Regions from separate parts of the Mus musculus genome. Here all the other regions are linked to region 3. The links are chromatin loops, found by intact Hi-C in ENCODE. Cell type or tissue: left cerebral cortex. All regions are shown on one strand. Region 1 has its middle 15 kb from the start of Lin28b. Region 2 holds the start of Lin28b (lin-28 homolog B (C. elegans)). Region 3 has its middle 69 kb from the start of Prdm1.

Region 1 (8,000 bases), 960 kb before region 3:
CTTAACCCTAGTACCTATATGTTTCATTATTTTGTTATTGAATCTTTGCAGTGAACGTTGTGACATAATCTAAGATGCTAGCATCCATATTGAAGGGGAAATATGGACAAGAGAGACAAACATGTACAGAGAAAAGATGATGTGGGATGTGGCACCAGGGGAAAAAGCTATTTGCCAGCCAAGCAACATCTGCAGCAAGCAAGGAGAGGCTGGGAAAGGAGCCTCCCCTACAGCCCAGTGAGGAGCTGATCTGGACGCACCTTTATTCCAGACAGCTCATTCCCATGATTGTGGGACAACAGATTTCTCTTGTTATAGCTCTCCTCTCCATCAAAATGTTACTTGTAAACCCTCATTTCAAAAATGTTTCAGAGTAGGAAAAACATGTAAAAAGCCTAACTTTTCAACAGTAAAGCAGCACTTGTCATTTCTTAGTAAAATGACATGGTGTCTGGGATTTACTTTGCCAATCATAGAAAGTAAAGGGCCGGAGAGATACAACATGCTGCACTTCCGAGTTCTTAAATGCCTTGCTGATTATTTTAAATGTAGTCCAAGTGAATGTATAACTTAAACATATCTACTTCTTTTGCGCTCCTATATAAACTGTTGTAGGCAAGCAAAACTAAGGCTAAGAGAGACCATGTCAACAATCTCTGGGAATAATTATTAGAGGTCATTCTATGAGCAAAGCAAGTTATCATCATGACTCCAATTCAAAATATCCATCTTTAGAAAGAGTTCTCCAGAGTCCTGTCTTTCGACTTTTTAATCTGCTTTGGTCTTGTTGAAATATTCCTTAGAAGGTTTTTTTTTTTTTTTTTTTTTTTTTTTAACTCAAGTCTACAATCTTTCCCTAATACCCAACATGAATTAATAAACTAAAATCTTAATTTTAGTTTTCACTTCTGTGACAGCAGTATAATGCTATGACTTGACATAAACAAACAAAAAAACTCGACTTGTGTTGGTTACTTAAGATATCAACTCTGGGTTACATCTTAATGTATTTTGGTTTATGTCAGACTCTTCTTAGGACTAAACGGCTATCACATATATACCTAACACACCTAAATTGTACTGAAAGTGTTGCCCTTTAAAAGTTATTTAAAAACGAAGTTCATTCTATATGTATATCATTTGTAGATACCACACATAAATAGAAATTGCTATAGTGCTAAGTCAGTATGTCACATTTCATATGGTAATAAAATAATTAATAGCTTTGTTTTTTCATTTTAATAATCACATTTGCATCCCTTCCTCTATCTTTAAAATCATATTGCAAAGTAACATTGCGTTATAACAGAGCATCTACAATTAAAGGACACAATGATTTTAAGTATTGCTGCTAAAAGAATCTTTTAGGCAGGTGAGATGGCTCTGAGGATGATGGTGCTTGCGGCCAATTCCTCCAACTTGAGTTCAATTTCTGTCACCCATATGGTGTAAGGAGAGAACTGACCCCTGTCTGGTGTCCTCTGACCTCCACATGCTTGAACACACACACACACACACACACACACACACACACACACACAGAGAGAGAGAGAGAGAGAGAGAGAGAGAGAGAGAGAGAGATTAAGGAATAGAAACCTCTGTTCTCTGTAAGTTATGTAAGAAATGCTTCATGTATTTGCCAATGACAAGGTATCTTTTATCATAAATCACATTCCACTGACTCAAGGGAGAAGCAGACACTATCTTGGGTATGAGTTCAAAGGAGTCAATTGGTTAATTCTTAGAGGAATCACAATAGGATTTAAATTCCGATCAGCTTTCTGATGTATCTTACCCATTAAACCAGAAATGCCCTGTCCTGGAAGGCAATGCTGCAAATAGTTGAAATGAGATCTGAATCCCAGACCAGACATTCAAAGACTATAGACATAGCAATGGTTTGGTGATTTAAGTGAGGGCGCCATGCAGTTAGTCAGCCTTTGTTGTCATTTTCAAAGTTTTACAACTTTAATTTTGAACAAAACTGGTTTTGTGAAATATTTCATCTGTTTTTCTTAATTCCAAGTAATAGTCGGTTCTCAAGGCTAAATGTCTGTGTATGTTTTTTGCAGCTGGCTGACTATCATTGTGAGAGTGGAATGAGGACTTGCTGACAAGAGAGAACTAAGAAATACTAGAAATAAAACAGGAGCGACAGCAGTAATGTGGGACACTATACCCGGACTACACACACAGCCTCGTTTCTGGCCGCCGACTTAAGGGCTTGCTATGGGACAATTACTAAGTCGAACAGAATTGGGGGTCGAATATACATTTTACTAGGCACAGAGGATGCCAGGTCCCTCGAAGTTCTGACTTGGTGGATGCAGCTCATTGGATTCAGATCAGATGCACTTTGTCCTTACTGCCCCAAACTGCACGGTTAGGCAGGCTCGCCCCTGCGCAGCCGACCCGAGGCGCCGGCTACGGCCAACGCGCATCCTTATTTTCCCGGGTACCGAGTGCGGGACTGAGCCGGAGAGTGCGCCCGCTGCCTCCATCGCGCGTGCTCCCTGCGACCCACGGGGCGCGCGACAGGACGCGGAGAGAAAGGCCGCGGCTCTGGAAGCTTCCCGAAGAACCGCGGAGCCGCGGGCCGTGAGCGCCCCAGGCCCTCGGGGACGCGCCTGAGCGGGTCAGGAGATGGGGGTCGGGTGGGAGCGCGTGCTCGCGCGCGCTCGGGGCAGGAGTCCCGGGGCGGCGGCGCGCGCACGCCCGGCCCCCGGAATGAATGGAAGGTTCAATCTCGCGCGCTGGGCGCGGGCAGCCAATGACGCGGCTCGGAGCGGCGGCGGGCAGGTGTGCGCGAGCCTCGGCCTGACGCAGGGCTCGGGTCGAGCCGCTCGGGCCCCCACGCCGCCCGGTCCCTGGCACTCGGCGCGCACAGCCCTCCGGCTCGCCATGCGCCGGCCCTCGCGGCCGAGCTCCGTCAGGAAGTGACAGGCTCGCGGCGGCCGCCGCCGCCCTTTCTCTCTCTCCCCTCCGCCAGCGCGCCGGGCAGCACGACCATGAGGCCGCGGAGGTAAGCAGCCGGCCGCGCGGGCGAGGACGCGGGCGCGGACCCGGGGTGCGCGCGGGTGCGGGTGTCGCACGTGAGCAACGTCGAGCGGAGCTGGGAGCTGAGGAGCGGGGCGCTGAGGCGCCAGCGTGGGGAGGGAGGGAGAGAGGAGAGCGGAAGGGCCGCGCGGCGTGGCGCGGAGCGGCGGGTGTGACAGGTCCCGCGACAAGTTGCCGTGCGGGACGGAGCGCCGCAGCCCGCCGTCCTCCCGCTCTCTCGCTCCAGGCGCGGGCCGTGCTTGTACTTCCGGGTTCACACCTTGGGGGTCCCTGCTCTGGGCGCGGGTGGGCGCGGTGCGGTCAGCGCGGCCGCCCGGGCTCGCCGTGCGCGGCTCGGGCGGGCTCGGAGTGGGTGGCGCGGGCGGTGCGGGCTGGGGTCTCGGCGGCTCGCCCCGCGGTGCGGGCTCCTCGAGTGCGGGCTCCCGCCAGGGGGCGAGCGCACCTGCCCTCCGCGCTCGCCGCACGCCCGGCCGCTTTGTACCGGCGGGCGTCGGGTAGCCTTCGCGCTCGGGCTGGCTGGGTGACTTCAGTTTGTGAATTAGAATTCAGGATGGGAAGAGATGCGAGGGAAACAGACGTCGGTGGTGTTGGAAAAAAGGATAAAACCGGGGAAGAAATGCAGCAGCGTTAACTGCGAGAAGTGGATGCGGGTTCTTGATGAGGATTTGTACTCCGAAAACTTTTTTTAATTGATAAATATTAAGAGTTTCCGAGCAACATCTTGCAATATGCATTTAGTTCCCTTATTGGCAAATATCTTAAATGTAAGTAATAGTAAGTCCGCCATTTTGGATTGTTTCACGTAGCAGGATGAAATCTTACGTGCCAGTGTTTCCTTGAGGTCCTTTCTATGGGTTTGTTTTTATATGTAGGTTTTAAGCTGTCGTGTAATATTACTGTTCACAGACGTAATTTCTCCCGGAAATATTTTTATGGTTAGAATTGTAAACGCAAGAGAAAATACATCGTGTTCTCTTATTATTGTAGGGATTTTTTTTTTTTTGTCAAAAATATTGTAGTAGTGAGGTGGCAGTGACATCTATCTAGTATTATAATGATGTAAAACATTTTACAATATTTCTGGAAAACTAAAAATAATTTTTTCTTCACCTATCACAAAATTATGATGTTTTATTTTTGTGTGTTTAACATTTAGCTGACCACTAATGAAAAATGGCCTTTTAAAACAAATGTTAAAGTCTAACAGTAAATTAATAAAATAAATAGTAAATAAAATGTCACGATCTTATCAGATAGATCTTTAAAGTAAACCTTTAGCAATCCAAGTCCTTGGAAATGTGTCAATTTTGTAATTTTAATAAATGTAAATTGGTGAGATGACATCTTTCTCCTCAGTATTTGAGATTTGATAGAACTGAATTAGACTGTACGTTAATTCATTTCAAAAGAATATGATATAACAATTTCCATTTAAATTAGTAATAAGTTCCTAGTTCATGTTGAGAGTTCTCAGAGAAATATTTTTATTAAATAATAATGTTTATTTCTCTTTATGTATATGAACTACTGAAGTGTAAATGTACCTGGTTTCTTAAAGACCTCGAGGAATTAAACTGCCACAGGCTTTTAACAAGGGAAGGAAGATTTTCATGAGTGAAGATTTTTAGAGTTTCCTGATTTACAAGTAGGATCAGCTGATTTGTTTCTTGATAATAAAATATCTTAAGTGTTTAAGGAATTTCATATATTTAGTGCAGATTGCTAATATGAATGAACTGTTTATGAATACTTTGCAATAGATTTAGGACCAGTGATCTGATGATTATATGACCCTTTTACCCTTTTCAAATAATAAGAGTGTATTTTAATATATGTTCTGTAACCAAACTTCTTTGAGAAAGAATGAAAAATTTGTTGTGAAATTAAACTTGAGGTAAATACAAAATACTCTGAACCAGAGTCATTGTAAATAAAGCACATTGAGATCCAAAACACCTATGCTTAGTTTTCAGGATGACTTATTTTAAAGGGCGTTGCACATGTAACTTCCCAAACCCACTAAACTTTGAGTAAAGCCGTGGATAAAAGTTTAGTTTTTGTATTGACTCTGATGAAAGAAGAGGTAGGTGGGTCTTGTCTTACCTGTTTGAAACTTTAATCTTTATTGGTATCTGATCTGGTCACGTTTGGATTTCATAACAGATTGCTATACTACTTTAAAATTCATTAATAGAAGAGAAAATCCACTCCTAAACAAAAGGTATATTCATGGCATTCTATAGGTGCAGGGACTGGTATCTTCAAAATAGTTGGAGTGATACCACATTTTCCCAAGCTCTGATCAGGAGATGACTTATATACATCTTAGTTCATAGTTGATTAAGATAAAAATAGAAATATGGAGATGAGTCAACTTAGAGGTCATTATTAAAGCTCCTTATCGTGAAAGGAACATTAAAGTATTTCAGTAGGTAAAGGGTTATTTGGTCTATTTTAGAATTTTCTTTTGTCTTAAAATTACCAAAAGGTTAAAGATGTTGTATTTAAAGGCTTTAGAACCAATACTTGCTTTTCTTGTCCTTTAAAGGTAATGCATTTTCTTTATAAACAATCACTGTTTTTGATAAATTACAAGGTAAGCAAACATTTCTTGCTGCCAAGCAGAACAATGAGAATTCTTTATATATAGATATATAAAATTGATTTACTCATCCATATCTAGAAATGTGATTTATAGGGTTATATTGGTTTGAAAACTTACCATGCATATGCTTAATGGTATTGTGCTGAACCTCTGACAGGGTGAGTCTATGAAGTCGCTGACCACAGTGCTGAACCAAGACAGCCATATTGTTCCCTAGTCAATCTACCTGAAAACTGTACACAGAAATTGTGTGGCGGTTCAAGGAGAAATTTGTATATTTGTGTTATATATTTTTTTCATTTAATGAATTTTTACCCAATTGGACTGTAAATCAGAAGATATGATAAAGACAATTTATTCCCAAGGTATATTAATTTACTGTTCTGCATTGGTTTTGAATAATAGTATAAAATAAGTAGGATCAGTGCTAGAGATTTTCTCATTTTCTGAAAGCTGTCACTTCCTGACAACAAAACTTTAAAACTAGTTTAGCCAACCAATGAATTTAACCCCCAAACTGTGATTTTAGTTGATGGTAGTGCAAGGCTGTACATCAGTTTTTATTTGCGAGTTTGATTGAGGTTTATATTTTGGCACCATAAAAATCAGTATCATAATGTGTGGTTATCAAATACCAAACTAAAAACTATATGTGAAATAAGTCCTATTTAGAAGTAACAATATGAACAATTTCCAAAAGAATATAAATTTTGAGATTGTCTTGATCTAGCACTTCAGGGAAGTTTATGTTGTTAGAGGCAAGACAGACATCAGAGTTTAAGTGGTCACAGTGATTGATAATGCTGGAGTTCTACGTTGTGAGACAGGAGGAAGGATGTGAGAAACTGTCAAGATTACCTGAAGAGGATTGTGTAATGAACAAATTCATTATTGCAGCAAGAAAAGTACTATTTTAAGCATAGAACTTTGACATTATTTTCTAAAAATAGAATGAATTGATATGCAGGATCAAATTAAGGGTCAAAGGTGACAAACCAAGACAAAGGGCATATGGCTCATTTTCAAGCATTCAGCTTCTAGGTTTTCTTCTTCTTCTTCTTCTTCTTCTTCTTCTTCTTCTTCTTCTTCTTCTTCTTCTTCTTCTTCTTCTTCTTCTTCTTCTTCCATGTTTGAACAAAAGCTTAATTATATAGAAAAAAGACCTGGTGTTGAATGGCTAGTTCCAATGATGGAAGAACATGTTTCAGATTGTTCAGATATTTCCACCCAGTGTTGCATTTGCATATTTATGAATGTCAGAGTTACAATGCTACTTTTTTTTTGTTTTTCAGATAATCTATGCAGTAGTTATCAAATTTTTCAAAAACATTTCAATTACAATATTTTGAACTACATACGAAGGATATGTTTTGGCAGACTAAAAATTTTAGAAATCAGGGGGCTGGCGAGATGGCTCAGTGGGTAAGAGCACCCGACTGTTCTTCCAAAGGTCCGAAGTTCAAATCCCAGCAACCACATGGTGGCTCACAACCACCCGTAATGAGATCTGATGCCCTCTTCTGGAGTGTCTGAAGACAGCTACAGTGTACTTACATATAATAAATAAATAAATCTTTAAAAAAAAAAAAAAAAAAAAAAAAAAAAAATTTTAGAAATCTGTAAAGGAAAAAAGTAGTCCCGGTTTCACCTCTGTTAATTAAAATGCTATTGATTTTTATATAATATGATATAGTAACATATTAGTTCATTGTCAGTAATATAACCACAAGCATGTTTTTATTAAACTAGAATGTTTTTTAATAATCAAGCTATTTAGAGGATGCTAAAAGTTCTAGTATTTAACTTTGTCTCTGGTAGCATAATAGTTTAAGCATTAATGTATATTAAAACTAAAAATATGTCAAATAAAATGTTGCTAACATTGTAATTACATAGAGCCATTCAGTTTTACTTGGAATCACTTTGTGTAATCTAAAGGAAGCTATTTTAAAGACAATCTGGGCCTTCAAAATCCTGTTACTAGCTAGCTTGTCACTGTTTGATTTTCTCTTTCATCTGAAACAAATTTTGCAGTTTTTTTCTTCTTTTAATGTGACTTTTGAGCTGTTATAAAACTATTATTTCATTGTTAGAAAGTACATATATTTGCATTAGAAAAACCATTTTGCTATATCCCATTTGTATTGTAACTCAACTGTATTGTTTACATTTAATTTAGAGTTGTTTAGCAATTAGCAGTTGTAACACTATCATTACCTTCACATAGGCTTGACAGTATGCTGGTTGAATGAAGTTTTAAATTCCTAGATTGAATTATTTATTTGAATTATTTATTACAGCCTTTGAAGAGGTGGTAGACATGAAGCCAGTAAAATTT
Region 2 (8,000 bases), 950 kb before region 3:
TTTCTTATGATTTATCTTCTAAAATATGTCTGACTAGATAGTTCTACCAAGAAGCATGGTATTGTAGGTTAGCTAGATTTTTAAGTGAAAAAAATTGATATCCTTTAATTAAACTATAAAATTCAGTATTAAAAACGTAGCCAGCTGTGGTGGCTCACACCTGTAATCCCAGAAGCATGTGGTTCTCTGTGAGTTAGAAGCCAGCCTGGTCTTTAAGAGAGTTTTAGGATGGCCAGGGCTATTACACAGAGAAAACTTGTCTCAAAATAAACAAACAAACAAACAAAATATTTGAAGCTACATCATAAAATTGTGATTACTATATCTGAGGGCTCTTGTTTTATTTATTTATTTTTTTAAGCCAATGTCCCTTGATAGAAGTAACAGATAAGTTTATGGCAAACGGTTATCAGCTCATCGAGGTGATTTTGTAAAGACTAGTTTGCAGGTGACTTCACAGAGTATAAATATGGACATCTGTTGTTTCTAATGTGTTGGTAAGTTGCAGAAGCAGACATTAAATAGGCAACTGTCGTAGCACTGACTTGAACTCTCTGATTTTAGGTTCTTCAGAAGATGATGAGGTCATTCAACCAGGGTTCATCAGCCCCAGGTTAGTCTGTTTTATCAATTAAATGTTTTACTTAACCTAGTGCCTGGCATATGTGAGGACTCCATTTTGATTTTTCCACATGGGGAAGATTGGCATTGCAACCTAGTATACTCCATCTAGAATATCCATTTATAAAACCGCTGTTCCACCACAGTTGTGTGGGTGGTGTGTTCTACTTACCCCACCCTTCTGTTTGATAGTGTTTGGTTTTGTGATTTTCTTTTCTCAAACAGGTAACATACTTAAATATTTATGGAGAAAAATCCATTGCTTATTCATTCCTGTGATTCCCAGTAGGTGTTAACAAATACCTGTTGAATTAAAGTACAGATAGAATGGTGTTTTCAAATAATTCACTGTATGTAAAGTGGACTTGTGAGCCTCCTCGCTTCACTAATGCAGGCTGCATCATTTATATTGCTCTTCACTATAGTTACTAAAATCTGCTCATTATCCTATTGTAAAATGGAGTTTCTTGAAGTTAAACCTAGACTTTAGACATGGAATTTTATTATTTATATTATTGATTTTTTTAGTAATACTCTTATTGATAATATTATGTTACTCTGGCATTTGCCCTAATGAGTTAAAAATGTGTCTAAGGTTGGTTGGTTTGTTTTTCTTGTCTTGTTTTTGAGAGAGGGTCTCACTATGTGGCACTGCCTAGCCTGAAACTTGCCATGTAAACCAGGCTGACCTGGAACTCACAGGAATATGCCCAGCTCTGCTTTGAGTTCTGGAATTGGAATTAAGTGTGTGTGCCTCCACACCTGGCTCTGGCTGAGTCGTAGATTAGTGTACCTTTGAAAACATTCCATAAGAATTGTGAGCCACAAAACTATAATGATTTATAATGAAATGATATTTTAATATTAAATATACTAGTAAGGATTGTATAGCCAGAGTAAGGATCAGGTATTTTAATGGAAAAGCCATAGTCAATGATGCCTTGGGCAAGCACTATCTTTGTGGAATGAAACAACATGTTGATGATGCTCTAGTGAGTTTCACTGTTAAAAAGTTGCTACAAATATTAATATATCACTTCTTACTGTTGATTATAGCGTTTTTCTGGTAGTAAATTGAATTCTTAGGCATTTTTTCTTTGTTTGGAAAACATGTTAACACCAATGTGTTGAATGACTGCAATAAAGTTTTTCTGTTCTTCTTGATGAAAAGAAAGTTGGAGAAAAGAGGTACCATTTTTACATAAGGGAGGTTGTTTCTGCAGGCTGAGCTGTAAGCAGAAAGGCTCTGACTATCAATGGGACTTGATGCCCCAGCCATTCAGTTAGGAATCAGAGACTGCCAGCCAGGATGGAGGTGGGGCTGGTGTCCCAGCCTGCAGATTTGAGCTACATGATTATTTCCCAGGGTTTGTTTCCAAGCCTCTCATCTTTCTACTCCCCACCTTTTTTCCAGCTTCCTATTTCTGTTATGATCAGTAAACTCTTCAGAGTAAATATTGAAATAATCCTAAGAGGTAGAGCATACTCTTTTCATCTGATTATTTGGTTTTTATGAGATGAACTTTTATATAATCAACCTGTAAATGATTTTAGGGGAAGGAGAATTAAATATGTGTACATTGTATTTTTCATTCTATACATTCAGACATTTCTATTTACTATAAAGTAATCCTTGGGTTATGAAGCATACATGTGCAAGTAACACAAGTGGAAAATGGTGCCTATATTTAAGTTCTTTTGTGATATTTTGAATAGTTATATAAAGTTTATTTATTATTAGATGATTTTTTATAAAGTTACCACTTTAACTAAAATAGTTTACAAAAGTATTTGTTGAACATAGTTTAGAAAATATGTGAGAAAAGTAATACTCAATTTTTATTTCCTATTATTGCAAGAGAAATGCTATTGTAACGGAATTTTGCTAGATTTTCAAAATAACATTTTACAAATAATAGCTTTAAAATAATGCCTCATTTATGAATTCTGTTCATCCAAGTTTTGTTTTACTGCAAAAGTACAATTAAAAATAGCTTGGTTTGGTAAAAGTGATTTAAATGAAAAACTTTAGATTTATGATAGTAGTAAGTTCCAATGTTTCCACACTAGTCTCCAAACAATATAATTCAGAAGGCATCTAAAAAATATTTTAAAGAGATTTTTGACAACTGAATAACTCTAAGAAGAAAAATTGCTTGAAGTCAGAACTTTTTTTTTTTTTTTTTTTTTTTTTTTTGTCTCCGGGTTTTAAAAACCAATTTGAACGAGACCGGAATTTTGGTTTTGGAAACAAAACCAAAACGCCTTAATTTTCTGGGCACCTTTGCCGGGGGTTTCATTTCCTATGACTCCCTGTTTTAATCCACCATGGAGTACTTCACTGAAACACAGGGAGTGGCTAGAGTCGGATCGGTTTCCCCCGACGCAGGTCGATAGCCTTTGCCCACGATCATGCGGGAACCAACGGGGTCCCTAAATCCACAGTCTCCTCCTGCCCTCCGCTTATTCTAGATCCTTCCAAGACGGGCGGGCGCTGCTGATGTGTTAGCTACTTGCCAGGCTCCCAACTGCAGGCTCCGCAGCTTGCTAATTTTAAGCATGGCCGGTGGGGGCGGGGGCAGTCACTTTCTGAGTCTCTCCGGAGTCTCCTTAGATTTAGAACATTCTGGAATCTCAGAGGTAAAAGATCAAATTATATATGGGACATATTTAAATTCAGTAAAAAAAGGTCTAGATTGGGGCTAATGTTTTGTCCTAGTGGTGAAGATAAGGGCTTCTTTTGTTTGTTTTGAAGAACAAGATGACAAATGTTTAAAAGTCCCTTAGTAAGACATCAGCCTTCTGTGGAAGGACTGAATTTCTAGAGGGAAGATGGTGGGATAAGGGTTAAGTAAAGGGTAAGGGGGTAGGAGACAGAAAGGTGAGAAAATGGCTGGGCGGAAAAGAAAGGAAAGGGCAGGTATGCAAACCCCAGAATCCGACCCTGGGATCTTGGGGCCCTGGAGCCTAGGGGATTCTGGGGGCAGAAGCTGCACAGGAAAGTGCTAGCTGCCAAGACAGAGGCAGAGCTGCTGAGCTCTGCTTAGTTGCTGAGTGACCGCCCAGGAGGTCTAGTCTCAGCAGTGCCTCAGCTCCTCTATAGTTTTCACAGGAACCAAAACACTGCTTCTGCTCTAATAGAATTATACTCAGCTTCTAACGGTGAGCAGGGTCGGGGCTTCTTGCAGAATGTTGTTTCGGAGCAATTCAGTTGAGAAAACGTGACCACCTTTAAAAAAAAACAAAAACTGGGAAACCCAAGCCTTATATCCAGCGGACTTGGGGTAGATTGCTTGTCATCCCTTCCCTCCGGTATTAAGTTGAGCCAGAGTAGGACTAGGGCTAATTCTAAAGACATTTTGGAAGAGCTATGGTAAATCAAGCTATGAAACATTTGGCTTTTGAAGGTTTATAACATGCATTTTAGTCAAACGCGGGTCTTTCTGGCACTAAAACCAAGTAGGAAATGAGAAAAAAATTAAAACCAGAAGACTTCAGAAGGTGACAAATTGGAAAGCATTGTAGGAGACTCATAAGAATCATTTTATGTGATAGAAGCACTCTGAGCCTTAAGAGCTTATGGTCAGTTTATAAAAAGGCTCAAAAGACTTGGGGAGGGGGCAGAACCTATTTAAAAGACAGTGCCATATCCTTGAGTTGATGAGATTGTGTCTGCAACTCTCCCCCTTTCCAACTTCCTTCCTTCTTTCCTGTTTCTTTCTAGCCTTCCTTCACCTCTATTTCCCTCTCTTTATGCCCACCCCCAAGGTATGTAAATCCTTGTGCCTTAAGTTCTTTGTCAATGAATTTTAGAGATTTTTCTCAGGGTTCCCAATTGGAAAAACCCTCCACATAACTTGAAAGGCTGATGTCCCTCTCAGGAAATGAATGAATTGATAACCTCTGACACCAGTGACCAGCCTGGTGAACCCTACCTTAATACTTTGAATACCGGAGGCCCCTAATCAGGTACAACTGTGAATCCCATAACTGTACCATCCATTCCGGCTCAGCAGAAGCATTCCTACTTTACACACACTAAAGTATATCAGAAATTTGTTAGATTTAAGAAGGCAAGGACCCAGAATCCATTTACTGTGTGTTTGATTCTTACTAGTAAACTTCGATAACTAAAAACAAACTTGTAGATAAAATGTAATTCACCAGAAACCAAAATTTCTGGGCCCGTTAGCTTTTTGAGACTTTTGCATAAATATCCGGTAAACTATCCCAATTTTCCTGGATACTTTTCCAGGTTATTTGATATTAGATTTTTAAAAGGTATTTTATTTTAATTACAAAAAATAACATTTAGATTTTTATTGTTTATAATGTATAATATAACAAGTATGATAGTAATCCATTTCTACTATTAAGATAATGTTTAGTAAATGCTTGGTTGGCAAACAACTTCTTTAGAATGTGGGACTTGTTACTCTTGGAAAATCCCTTGGATTTTAAGGTTTTTTTTTCTCTCCACCAGCTGGCACATTGTTATCCTTCTCAAAATAAATAAAAGCTTGCCTCCTTCCTGAGAACAAAAAAGAAAGACCAGATTTAAAAAAAAAAATCTTTCCAAATTGATCAGTTTTGATTGGATACCATTTATCACAAACAGCTGAAAATAATTTATTTCTTTATGTATCGATTAATTTCAGATCTGAGTCAATTATTTTTAGGTTTTCAGCATGAGGAGGAGTGTTAATAGGTGTGCTGTGTGGACTTTTCATAATCCCAACATTTTAGTTTGTGTGAAGCACTGTGTGGGCTGGCTAGAGAGATGGGGTGAGGGGTGTTCGGGCATGGTGGGGGAGGGTCAGCTGGTAGCTTTGAAGAAGGGAAGTGGTATCTACAGTTTTTCTGTAAACTGCTTGTTTAAGAAAATGGGGGGATGGGGTAGTGAAAGACTGGTGGAAGCCTTATAATGTTTCAAAACAGGTAATTTATTTTAAAGAAACAAAGCACTTCTAGTTAATATACATTGGTTTTTTTTTTTTAAACATTCGATAAGGTGGTTAGTACGGTTACAAACACAACAAAAACAATTTGAAAAGCAAAAAGTGTTGATGCAGAGGGCCAACAGGAAGGGACAGGAGGAGCCCATTGCGTTATTACAGTCTCATGCATTTGACCGACCTGCTTGCTGGCAGTAGACCTCTAAGATGTCAGGGTCCACTTAATATTAGGCGGATTTACCTTTCCCCTATGCGCCCTCCCCCACCCCCCACCCCAGCAGCGGAGGCTTTTTTCTTTACAGTCGCCTCTCCTGCATCCCTCTTTACCTCCTTGCGCTGCCCCCCCTGCCCCCCCCCCCTGCGCTGAGTCTCCTGCTCTTGGGGAACAATCACCGCTGATTGAGGTTCACTCTACGTTAGGCTGGAAAACTGGGCTGTAATTTAGGAAGTCATTAATCACATCTCCTCCCCCGGAAAGAGATGTCGGAGAAACCTGTGAAGTATAATTTCTTCATACTTCTCAAAAATGTTCAGATATGAGCAACACTATTTGATAGGAAATTAGTAGTGATTTTTTTCAGTAGGATTTTATTTCAAATTGAAAAAAAAATCAGGTTGAAATTAGTTGTGCTTTTGCCTTTTGGTAGGTTTATGTTACCAATATCTGAAGTTAATTGTTATATAATTAAATTTAAGTTTGGACTTAAGAATTGCGTATTTTCCTCTACAAATTAAATATTAATGTCCCTAAGGTGGTTTGGTGCTGTGAAATAGCAGAATCCCTATGGGGTGTATATATGTGGGGAATAATAACATCAGTTGCTTTATTTAAATGGCTCCCCTATGAGATTAGAGAAGCTTGTGTGTAGAGCAGGCGTGTGCACATACACTGCCTTTTTAAACCAGCGATTCACAAGGGCCCTTCGTTTAAATAATACAAAATCAGCATTCTGATTAATCATAAAGAAGCGTCCCAGATTGTCTTTAAGATAACATGTTTGAGTTTTTCGTGCTCATTCATAAATTATTTTGATGTCAGCACAGATGAAATGGCGATTGGTTATCTCTTCCTCTTGCCAGCCCCTTAAGGATCCGAGGTGAATTAGTAGCAAGAAAGCATGTAATTGACAGAGTCACGTGTGCTCAGGGGCCAGAAACCGGAGAGAGAAGAGAAAAAAATCAAAAGAAGGAAAGCACATTAGACCATGCGAACTAAATTTGTGATCGCACAAAATCAAGATGTTAGACTGATGCTGAAGATCACTCCGGTCCAAAGGGAAAGTTTTCATCTCTGGAGTTTGAAGCTGAGGGCCGGTGGGGCAACATGGCCGAAGGTTAATTTTCTTTTCTATTGTTTTACTGTGATTCCTCTCTTCTTTTCTCCCCTGCTTCTCCCCACCACGTAGTTTTTCACCCCTTCTCTCCTTTCCCCCATTACCCTAATACTGGGCATTATCTCCCCACCCCCTTAGAGTGCCGTGGGGCTTTGGCAAAACCTATTGTTACAGATCTCCAAAATGTTTTGTACCGCCCACACTGATTCACAACTTGGAAAGCTTTCAGAGGGCTATTGTTTGAATTGTGTGTGTGTGTGCATGTGTGTGTGTGTGATTACGTGTAGTTTCAGTTAGTGAGTTCAAGAAAACTTTTATACACCTGCCCCCTCCCCCATTCTACCCTAACTTTAATTGAAAGTTAGGGGGAGGGGAACGCACATTGCAAATACCCCGGGATTCCCGTCTGCCTCATGTGCATTAACCAGTAGCCAGCCATCCTTAGGATTTCTCTTTTTTTCTTTCTCCTTGCTAGGAAAAGCAATCTCGCTGAAAAATTACTCTTTGTAAATTGGAATAGTATTAGATCAGCAGCCTGTGAGTGAAGTGTCAGAAGCTGTAACCGTAGAATGTTGCCGAGAAAGGAGCCAGATGAAAAAGTCTGCGGCTGTACGGAAACGTGGAAGCTGCTGTGAGCAGTGCAGCAATGTGGCTTCCCCTCCCTGGCTTTGCTTTTAACCCTTTTTGTTTCAATTTTTTTTTTAAGAAGGAAAATGTTTGCCAACCTTTTGTTTTTAATCTTCATGTCTTCTTTTCCCAAGCAAAACTTTTTGTTTAGATGAGCACTGTATAGAAATGCAGGCTAACTGACTTTTGTCCTCTTCCGTGTCAGGCGGGGCAAGCAAAGGTGAAGAGCCAGAAAAACTGCCCGGGCTGGCAGAGGACGAACCCCAGGTTCTGCATGGCACTGGCCACTGTAAATGGTTCAACGTGCGCATGGGATTCGGATTCATCTCCATGATAAGTCGAGAGGGAAATCCCTTGGATATTCCAGTGGATGTATTTGTACACCAAGTAAGCCAGACTTTTTAATCCCTTTTTTACCGGATTCCATGCTTGGGAGTTGGTGTGTAGTTATGTTAATATATAT
Region 3 (8,000 bases):
GGAGGCCGGGATGTAGTCAGGGCAGGAAGTAGAGAAAAGTAAAGCTAGAGAGAGCTAAAGAGGATTTGAATGCTGGGGCAAAGAGCTTAGGTTTTTATCTGGTAAGTAATGGGAAGCTTTAAAGGCAAGTGTCATGTTCAGATGTGCTTCTTAGATCAACCACTCAAGGAACGGCACTGGAGAGAAAGGTAATGGCAGAGCCTTGCTCTGAAGATGCTGCTGTAGCCAGAGAGGAGGCAAAGCAAGGAGCAGTGGGAAAAGAAGGGAAGAGACACATCCGTAGCATTGTAATAAGTTAAACTAGGCATGTCTTGATGGCTGCCACTGGGGAAGGAGAAAAGAACTCCCAGGACAATTCCCAGAGTTGCCCAATAGGGTAACTGGGAGGTTAAACTAAGTGACAGCTAGAATGGGGGGGTGGGGGTGGGGGTAGTCAGAGAGGTGATGGGTGTGTATATAAAGTGATATGTATGTTCATATATACATGTGTGTATCTATTTATAGTTAGAGAGATATAGAGAAATATATCTCTCTAAACATGTGGAAGACAAAATTTGGGACTCAGATCTCTCTCCCCCTCCCCCTCCTTCCAGAGATCCAACTTGGGGAGGGCACTATGCATGCTAATCAGTATAAGGACTCTAAAACGGGGGGGGGGGGGGGGAGCTACATCCCCAGCCCAGAGGTTGCATTTCTACCAAGCAGAAATTATACTAGTTTTAAAGAGAAAACAACTTTCATTTCCAGTCTCCACCTATGCTTGGTCCCCAAACCAGGGACCAAAACACAGCTGTTTTAAGTTAAAATTTTATATATCTGTTCTATGTGATTTTTTCCCCAGATAGCAAAAAAAAAAAAAGAATTTTTGTATGTAATTAGTTCTTATTCTAGATTGTATTTTATGATAGACATTCAGCTAACTACCCAGAGAAAATAATAGCGTTTCCCCCTAAAAGTCACCATGTTTAGTTGTGAAATAACTAGTAGTATAAGCCTAACTCTGTCATTTGGTAAAAGTGCATGGGAGAAGTTAAGAAAATTCAAAGGCACTATTATATATTCAAAACAAATTTGAGGAACTACTTTCAAAAGGACATGTAGTTAGCCAGTAGAAGTTACTTATCACAACACATGATTGAAGCAAATTGCTTTATGAGCTTTGCTTTCTCCTTAATCAAACTTCTACATGAAAATAAAAGAAAGGCCACTAGCACAGTCAGGTAAAACTCCATAGGAGGAGAGTAAACCCAATTGTAATAATAATCCATTGAGCGTTTATTTTGTACCAGAAACTATACTAGGTAATTGTCCACACTTTGTAAAGTTGGTTTCCTATTACTCTTTAGGAACACAAACAAAACAAAAACAAAGGACTCAGTTTAGAACCTGTTAAATGCCACCAAGTGGTGGAGACATCTTTTGAAAGAAGGCAAAGCAATTTTCTTTCTAAAACCCAATCTTCCTGTTACAACTTCCCTGGCTTGTTAAAGATGAAGGTGCTGCATAAGAAAAGAAAATGGACAAGGGAGGAAGGCAATTTGATGCTATGTGCCAGAACTTCACAGGTAAAATGTACAAAACGTTAACTAAGCTCTGTATAATAAACAACATGACCTGGACTATTGACTTCCAAGAGATGAGATTTCTTGGGCCATGGGGAGCATCTTAGAGGGTCAGCTGCACACAGATAATAGGTAAGCGCTGCGGAGTACGTGGGCAAACATTTTGGATTGCTTCTGAGTCACCCGCTGATCCCAGAGCTAGCAGAGACTATTCTTTGGATTTTTGCCTTACTAATGCCAAGCAAGTCACCCACGTGGGCTAACAAGAGGCCCTTTAACTTCAGTTAACCCAGCAAACTACATGGCAGGTTTTCCTTCTCATAAACAAAGGATTATATCAGGGTTTGAAGGATGGAGCTTCTACTTGTTTGAGACTTTTGCTTGCTATGCCCTGGCGGTGGGTGTCACTTCCCAGGACATTTCACGGACACAAAAGCTCAGACAGCTGTGCTCTTGTAAGGCGAGCAATCCGGTTTCCCCGCCAAGAACCGCTCCCCCACGCAACCTCCCTACTCCTCCCACGCTACCCCCAGCCATGAACGGGTTCGACTCGTTTCTCCTCCGACGTCTTCCTCTTGCACTGGTTGCCTCAAAAAAAAAAAATCTAAAAGAGCCAAAACAAAAAGTTATCATTCGTGCGTGAACCTCCAGCGCAGAAAGTGAAAGTGAGTGCCAGGTATGTGCAGTGCTCCGCGGACTGCGCGAGCGGCGGGAAGGGGCGGGGCGCGAGCGAGCGGAGTGCTGGTCACGTGGCTAGAGGCTGTCCAATCCTGGAGGTCCCAGGTTGGGACCCGACCGGGTCCTCCAGAGCCTTGCTCGCCGGTTGTAGGCGAGTTAGCCCGGCTGGTACTATGAGAATCAGAGCACAGAGTGGGTTGCAGCCCGGTGCGCTCCAGCCACCCCCCCAAAGTCCCCTCACATATTCACACGTCCACTGCTGGATGAGCCACCTTCCATCAGCTGCGGGAGCCGCTTGCACACGTGTGGCCAATGGACCCAGGAACGATGGGATTTCTAGCTCTGTTCTGCAGGCCAAAGAGGGAATCAGGACTGTGTGCCTCCTTCCATTAAAGCGAATGTGCACAATGATAACTGGAGGGAATCTGAAGTTTTGGGTTTCCAGAGCAAAATCCAATAAGTTCCGACGTTGCTGTTGCCATTTTTCCTATTTTGACAGACGCCAGAGGGGAGCTGAGTTACTGAAATACAGGGCAGGTAGCAGGATGCAACGTCAGTTCTTAGTAATATTTAAAGTGATATTTAGGTTTTTGGGTGGGGAGCATTCCACGATGCGAACTTGTGAAAGTCGGTTCTTTCCTTCCACTGTGTGGGAATGAACCCTGGTCTTCGGACTTGGCAGCAAGCGCCTTTACACACTGAGCCACCTCTCCAGCCTCTATAGAAAAATTTTTAAGTGACTGGACGTTTTTCCTCATAAAAATCTTAATACTTCATTCGGTGCTGTAATCTAAAAGAACCAAATTCCTCACTTGAGGTTAGATTTTTCCATAATCTCAAAGACTCCTGGGAACTGTGGCGTTGGCGTTTTTTAATCCCTAATATCTACCACAAAACAAAAGCTAGCTTTTCTTAGCTAAATAACAATGGGAAAACTGGTTTCAGCCACCTCTGAGCAGACAAACCCCCACCCCCAAAGCCCTCGTCACTCTCCAACCTGCCCTTAGGTATGTTTGTGTAATCAGAGACGGATTGTAGCTGCCTTGACGTTTCTCCCGAGAAAGCTTAGTTTGCATTCACCGAAGTTGCTTGTTTTGGGAGTTTGTTGAGGCACAGAAAACGTGCCACAGGGAAGACTGAAGGTTCTGCAGCCGGAGGTCGTCGGGAGCTGCCCGGGCTGCTCAGGTGTGCCGCTTAGGACTGCGAAGAGCCGTGGAACAGTGCAAGGTCTTTAAAACGTTACTCTTGCTACCTTAAGAAATGGGGTTTCAAAGAATGGAGCCGGGGTGGTGTTTAAATTAGGATATCAGTGTGGGGAAAGATTTCCAGTGTTGGGGACAGTAAACCAGAGGGGACCTCCTGTTGCTTCATTCCTCCGACGGCATTCATTATTTAAAAATTTAAAACGGGATGGAAGGGAAGACCTTAGATCTTTCCCTTCAGTCTGTGGATGGAAGGGAAGACCTTAGATCTTTCCCTTCAGTCTGTTCAAAGAAAACGTCGAATTTCGTGTCACCCGTTGGTTGATTAAACGCAGAATCGGATACACCTTATTTTGAAATGTAAACTTAATATAATGTCGGAAATTCTAAAAGGCCTGCCCCAACTGAACAGGGGCAATTACGTTTACTCTTCTTCGGTAGCGCAAAAACAGCACCCAAAGTTTTAGATGCTGGGAGAGGGACATGGGAGACAGAGAGCAGAGCGACTCTGGGGATGGGGATCAGGGGTGTCACACGTCCCAGATGCCACCATTAGGACACGGAGACTCGGTGGGAGGCTAGGGAGACAAGGTAAGACCCAGAGGAGGGAGAGTCCAGACTGGTTCAAATTGAAAAAGGAATTCGCAGCTAGCGGCTTGCAATTAGACTACGCAGTGCACGATTGCGCAAATTATTTTAAAGGCGGGAGGGGGGGCGGTGAGGCGGGGGAGGGGTGGACAGCTGTTCTGCAGGAACACTGGTGCTGCCAGACCCTCGAGTAGGTGAGAGGGAGCAGACACACCCTTTGTGCGTCTTCTTTGAACTGGAGCCCTTTCTTTAAAGTCACCAAAGAAGGAGTGAGTGGGTTTAGGATGACCCAGAGATTGCTTTCGTTCGGAGATAAAGAGAACCAAGGGTGCTGACAGAGACCCTAAGGATACCAGAGGGATCTTTCTGTGTCGCGTCCCTCCAGGCTCAGGGAGGAATGGGTTGTGCAGACAAACTTTCCGAGAACTCCTGGCCTGGCCCGGAGTTCCCGCTGTCACTGGCTAGGGTGCTGCCTGCCACTTCCTAAGTGCAGAGCAGATTCTGCCGCGTGGATGGCTGCTGGGCTTGCAATCTAGTGTAATTGGTGAGCAAGCCAGGCAGTCTAAACCAGAGTCGGGGCTACTCGAGCTTTCCAGCCTTCGCACCTTCGCTAACCGCTAGCACCGCAATCGCGCTGAACTTAGGGGCGCAGAGCTGGAGGGGTGGCCCGGAGGGCAGCGCCTGGAGCTGCCAAGCTACCTTTTCCGATTTTTGAAATCCGGAGAGATGAGTCCTACTCAGGATGACACTTTTAAGTTCCTGGTTACGTCTCACCTTACTCGCACCTTTTTAGGTTCTCGGTTCCTGGCAAGCATAGAGGTTAGGCACAGGCAGAGGAGGGCTTGGGCAGGTGCCAGCTCTGAGTACCTACCCAGCGTGGTCACGTTCACTATGGGATCAATGAACCATGCGCTGCCTCTTTCACAAGCAGCCTGGGCGTTTTCTGCGAGGATTTACTTTTTTTTTTTTTTCCTTTCTTTTTAAAAGGAACCTTCAAGGATTACTATTTAAAGTTTTAAATGTTTTGATTCAACAGACACTTGTAAACAGAACAAAAGGGAAAGGCCTGACTTGAAACTGCTTTGCTTTGAAACTATTCTGCTTTGCTGAATAAAACAGCAGAGGAGGAATAATTGAGGGGGAAAAAAAAAACATTGGTTAAGTGAGTATTCAGCTGTAAATAAAGTAACAGGAAAGACCCAGTAAATAGGAAAAATAATAAAATAAACAGTAGATACACGACACAGACCGTTGGGAAGCTCTGTTCCCACTGAAAGCCTCTTTCTCCCAGGGAGGATATTTGTGGGGGAAAATTATTTGGTTATTTTCACAGTATTACAGCTCCCTTTGAATTAAACTTTTTTTTTTTTCATCAACTAGACTTAGTTCTTTAATTAGGAAGCACAATTGAGTTTCTAACAGATGTTGTCAGCCGCAAACTCTGATCCAAAATAATAGTGTAATTAGTTTGGGGGGGGGGGACATCTTTAGTTTATAAGGCCTGAAATTAAAATATGATGTTTTTAAACATTGTGGTACAAAGCCACCGGGAACATTTGTTCCAGAGTCTAGTAGTGGCACCACTTCCTGGTTCTGCCTTGGAAAAGTTTGCAGTAGGATGCTTAGGGCCCTTCTTATTCTAGACCTCTCTACATTTCCTTCAGCTCTTGGGAAATTCAATTTTAAAAAATGTTTCTGACTGAAAAAAAGTGAAATCCCTAAAACACAGCATGTTCCCAGTTGGTTAAGTTTGGTTTTTTAGTTGTTTTTTGTTTGTTTGTTTTATCATAAACTGACTGTCCTAGAGATGGCTAAGCAGGGTTTTTTGTTTTTGTTTTTGGCTAACTATAGTTTTTTTTTAAATATACATAATGTGAATTAATGTTAGCAAACTTTTTGTACCTTGAAATATAAACATAAATACAGATTTTTCTCTAATAGCTGTCTGAAAAATGAAATGTTTGCTAGCTTTTCTCTGTGGTAAAACTAGCAATCTGGCCTATCTGATTTGAATATAAGTATACGACATCAGGATAAACTAAACAGGACATTCTCCTGCATCTAGTTTTTGCTCTTACAGCTTGATGTTCTTCTAGACTCTATGCTGCACGGTACAGATTTGTCTTTATAAATTATCCATTTCGTACACATTACAAGGTGCAGGAAGTCAAGCTATTCTCTACAGTACTTAGCAAATCCACTGGCGAAAATTCTTATGGCTTAAACGGTGTTTTTAATACATGCCATGTTTCAAAAAGCATTTAGCAAAAATCAGTTTCTGTGTAAAAATAGCCTATCACCCTTTTGTGGATCTCAGTGCCTGTTTTCAATGTTTTTAAATGTTAAAGGCCAAGAGGACATTCATTACATTGTGCTGTCTGTGTCTTCTTCAGAACCCCTCTCCATTGGAGCCTTTTGGGTCCTCCTTATTTTCTAGTAACAATGCCTCTTAGGGACAGGTAGAGTTAAAATTACCCACTTTGGCAGACAGAAACTAGAATCCTTTGTTTCTGACACAAAGTAAACATTATTTTAACCAAATAGGCTATCTCCTGCCTTAGAGTCACACACTAGGTTTTGATTTGTCTTCTTTGGGTTACAAGAAAACAAACTTCTGCTCCAAACATAGCTGCTTGTTTTCAGACTGAGATTTCTTTAACTCTATGAGAATACTGTTCACTGACAGCTGATAGAGGTCTGAGCCTTAGAATCTTCCTAAGTGGGAAATCTAATATAAATGACACAGGGAGCAAAGACAAGGAACTTAGCACTCAAAAAATAAGTCCCATTGATAAATGTAAAGGTCATTGATAAATGAAAGCCGTTCACAAACAAGTTCCTTCATGCAGAATGAATGCTAGACCAGGGTTAAATGTGTCCTAAGTTATTTCTGTTTGTTTCCTCTTCAGTCTTATTATACCAATGTAATTTGATGTAGGTTTAATTGATAAAATGATTTCGGTCAGTTATAAACAAATGTTATTGGTCTGTCTCCTGGCACTTTGGTGTTGATCTATATATAGGAATAGCTCCGGGTAGCTCCCCTTGAAGGTTGCAGGTGATGATGTTAAAGTTCTCTGGGTTCTGCTGCCAGTGACTCCTCAGCCCTTCTAACACGGAAGTAGATCAGAGAGGTTGCCCTCAAAAAGTTCCTAGCCCATGCATTTTGCATTTTTGAAAGGAAAATTTTTGGATTGTTTCCTGATTTGTTGGGAATGATAAAGTCATCGGGGGCATCACAACTTCCTAGCATTGATTGGGAATATAGGTTTCTGGGTTTTAGAATAAGTATTTAGATGAAAGTTTCTGAGTACATATTTTTTAAAAGAATTATACAGCCTCGATTTCAGTAAAGCTTTTTTTGCTCTACACTAAAATCTTAAATGTATTAAGATTCATGACCTTCAAAATATAGTTGAATTTGAAGGAGATTTTTTTTCTCCCCCAAATTTAGCCACACTTCCTTGTAGCCTTTACAAAGTTCTACACACAGCATTGCAGTGGGAAGTTGTTTCTAGCAGCTGTCTCTCAGCAGTTGCCTGAGCTGAGTGTGTGTGGGGTTTTTCCTAATGAAATTTTAAATGTGGCTCTGTGGCTCCTAACACACCATGTGGATAATATGTGAACAAAAGCATGTGTGCTGAACATTATTACTGTAAAAGAAAAATAGTTTGCTTCTTTTAAATGGAAGGATACTTTAAGCTTTAGTAATGATGGGGGTCACTGCTTGAAAAGAAAATGCCTAATTAGCATCTGACAGCAAATCGTCAATCTGTAACTAATTCAGTTATTAAGATGATATTGTGTGCTGGAACAAAACTTTCCAAGTAAACTGGTTGTTAAGAGTCTAGAAACTTCCTATTAGAAAATCATATGTTTAGGTAGTTTCTCTTTTTACATTAATTTGTGTAATGGCAAATTATAAGTAGCTTGAATCAATGAATTCTAAGTATCTTTATTACTAATTTGA

The links. Hi-C counts contacts between places; a loop is a spot of excess contacts. Peaks named below come from ENCODE experiments on the same cell type or tissue, not always from the same donor. Only the 100,000 strongest peaks of a DNase experiment are listed, where the experiment ranks them.
Region 1: a loop joins it to region 3, with 7 times the contacts of the local background. A loop is called at or near these places in 4 of 42 quality-filtered maps.
Region 2: it touches region 3 in a loop (5-fold over the local background); 4 of 42 quality-filtered maps call a loop at or near these places.

What each region holds. Positions count from the first base shown.
Region 1 is chr10:45,481,249-45,489,248 of GRCm38, reverse strand. It overlaps a transcript of Lin28b not described here. Among named protein-coding and RNA genes, the nearest start is that of Lin28b, 15 kb to the right of the region's middle. In left cerebral cortex, a CTCF peak has its summit at 3,506; DNase peaks (open chromatin) are centred at 2,809, 3,083, 3,504, 3,843 and 1 more place; H3K4me3 peaks cover 2,108 bases; H3K27ac peaks cover 375 bases.
Region 2 is chr10:45,468,961-45,476,960 of GRCm38, reverse strand. It overlaps Lin28b (lin-28 homolog B (C. elegans)), which reads left to right and starts at 6,760. Exons shown (of 5, transcript NM_001031772.2): 1 at 6,760-6,910; 2 at 7,743-7,924. The coding sequence starts at 6,901. In left cerebral cortex, no CTCF peak of the experiment used is centred here; a DNase peak (open chromatin) is centred at 3,132; H3K4me3 peaks cover 319 bases.
Region 3 is chr10:44,523,833-44,531,832 of GRCm38, reverse strand. It overlaps a transcript of Prdm1 not described here. Among named protein-coding and RNA genes, the nearest start is that of Prdm1, 69 kb to the right of the region's middle. In left cerebral cortex, no CTCF peak of the experiment used is centred here; DNase peaks (open chromatin) are centred at 2,283, 3,460, 3,920, 4,608 and 1 more place; H3K4me3 peaks cover 1,524 bases.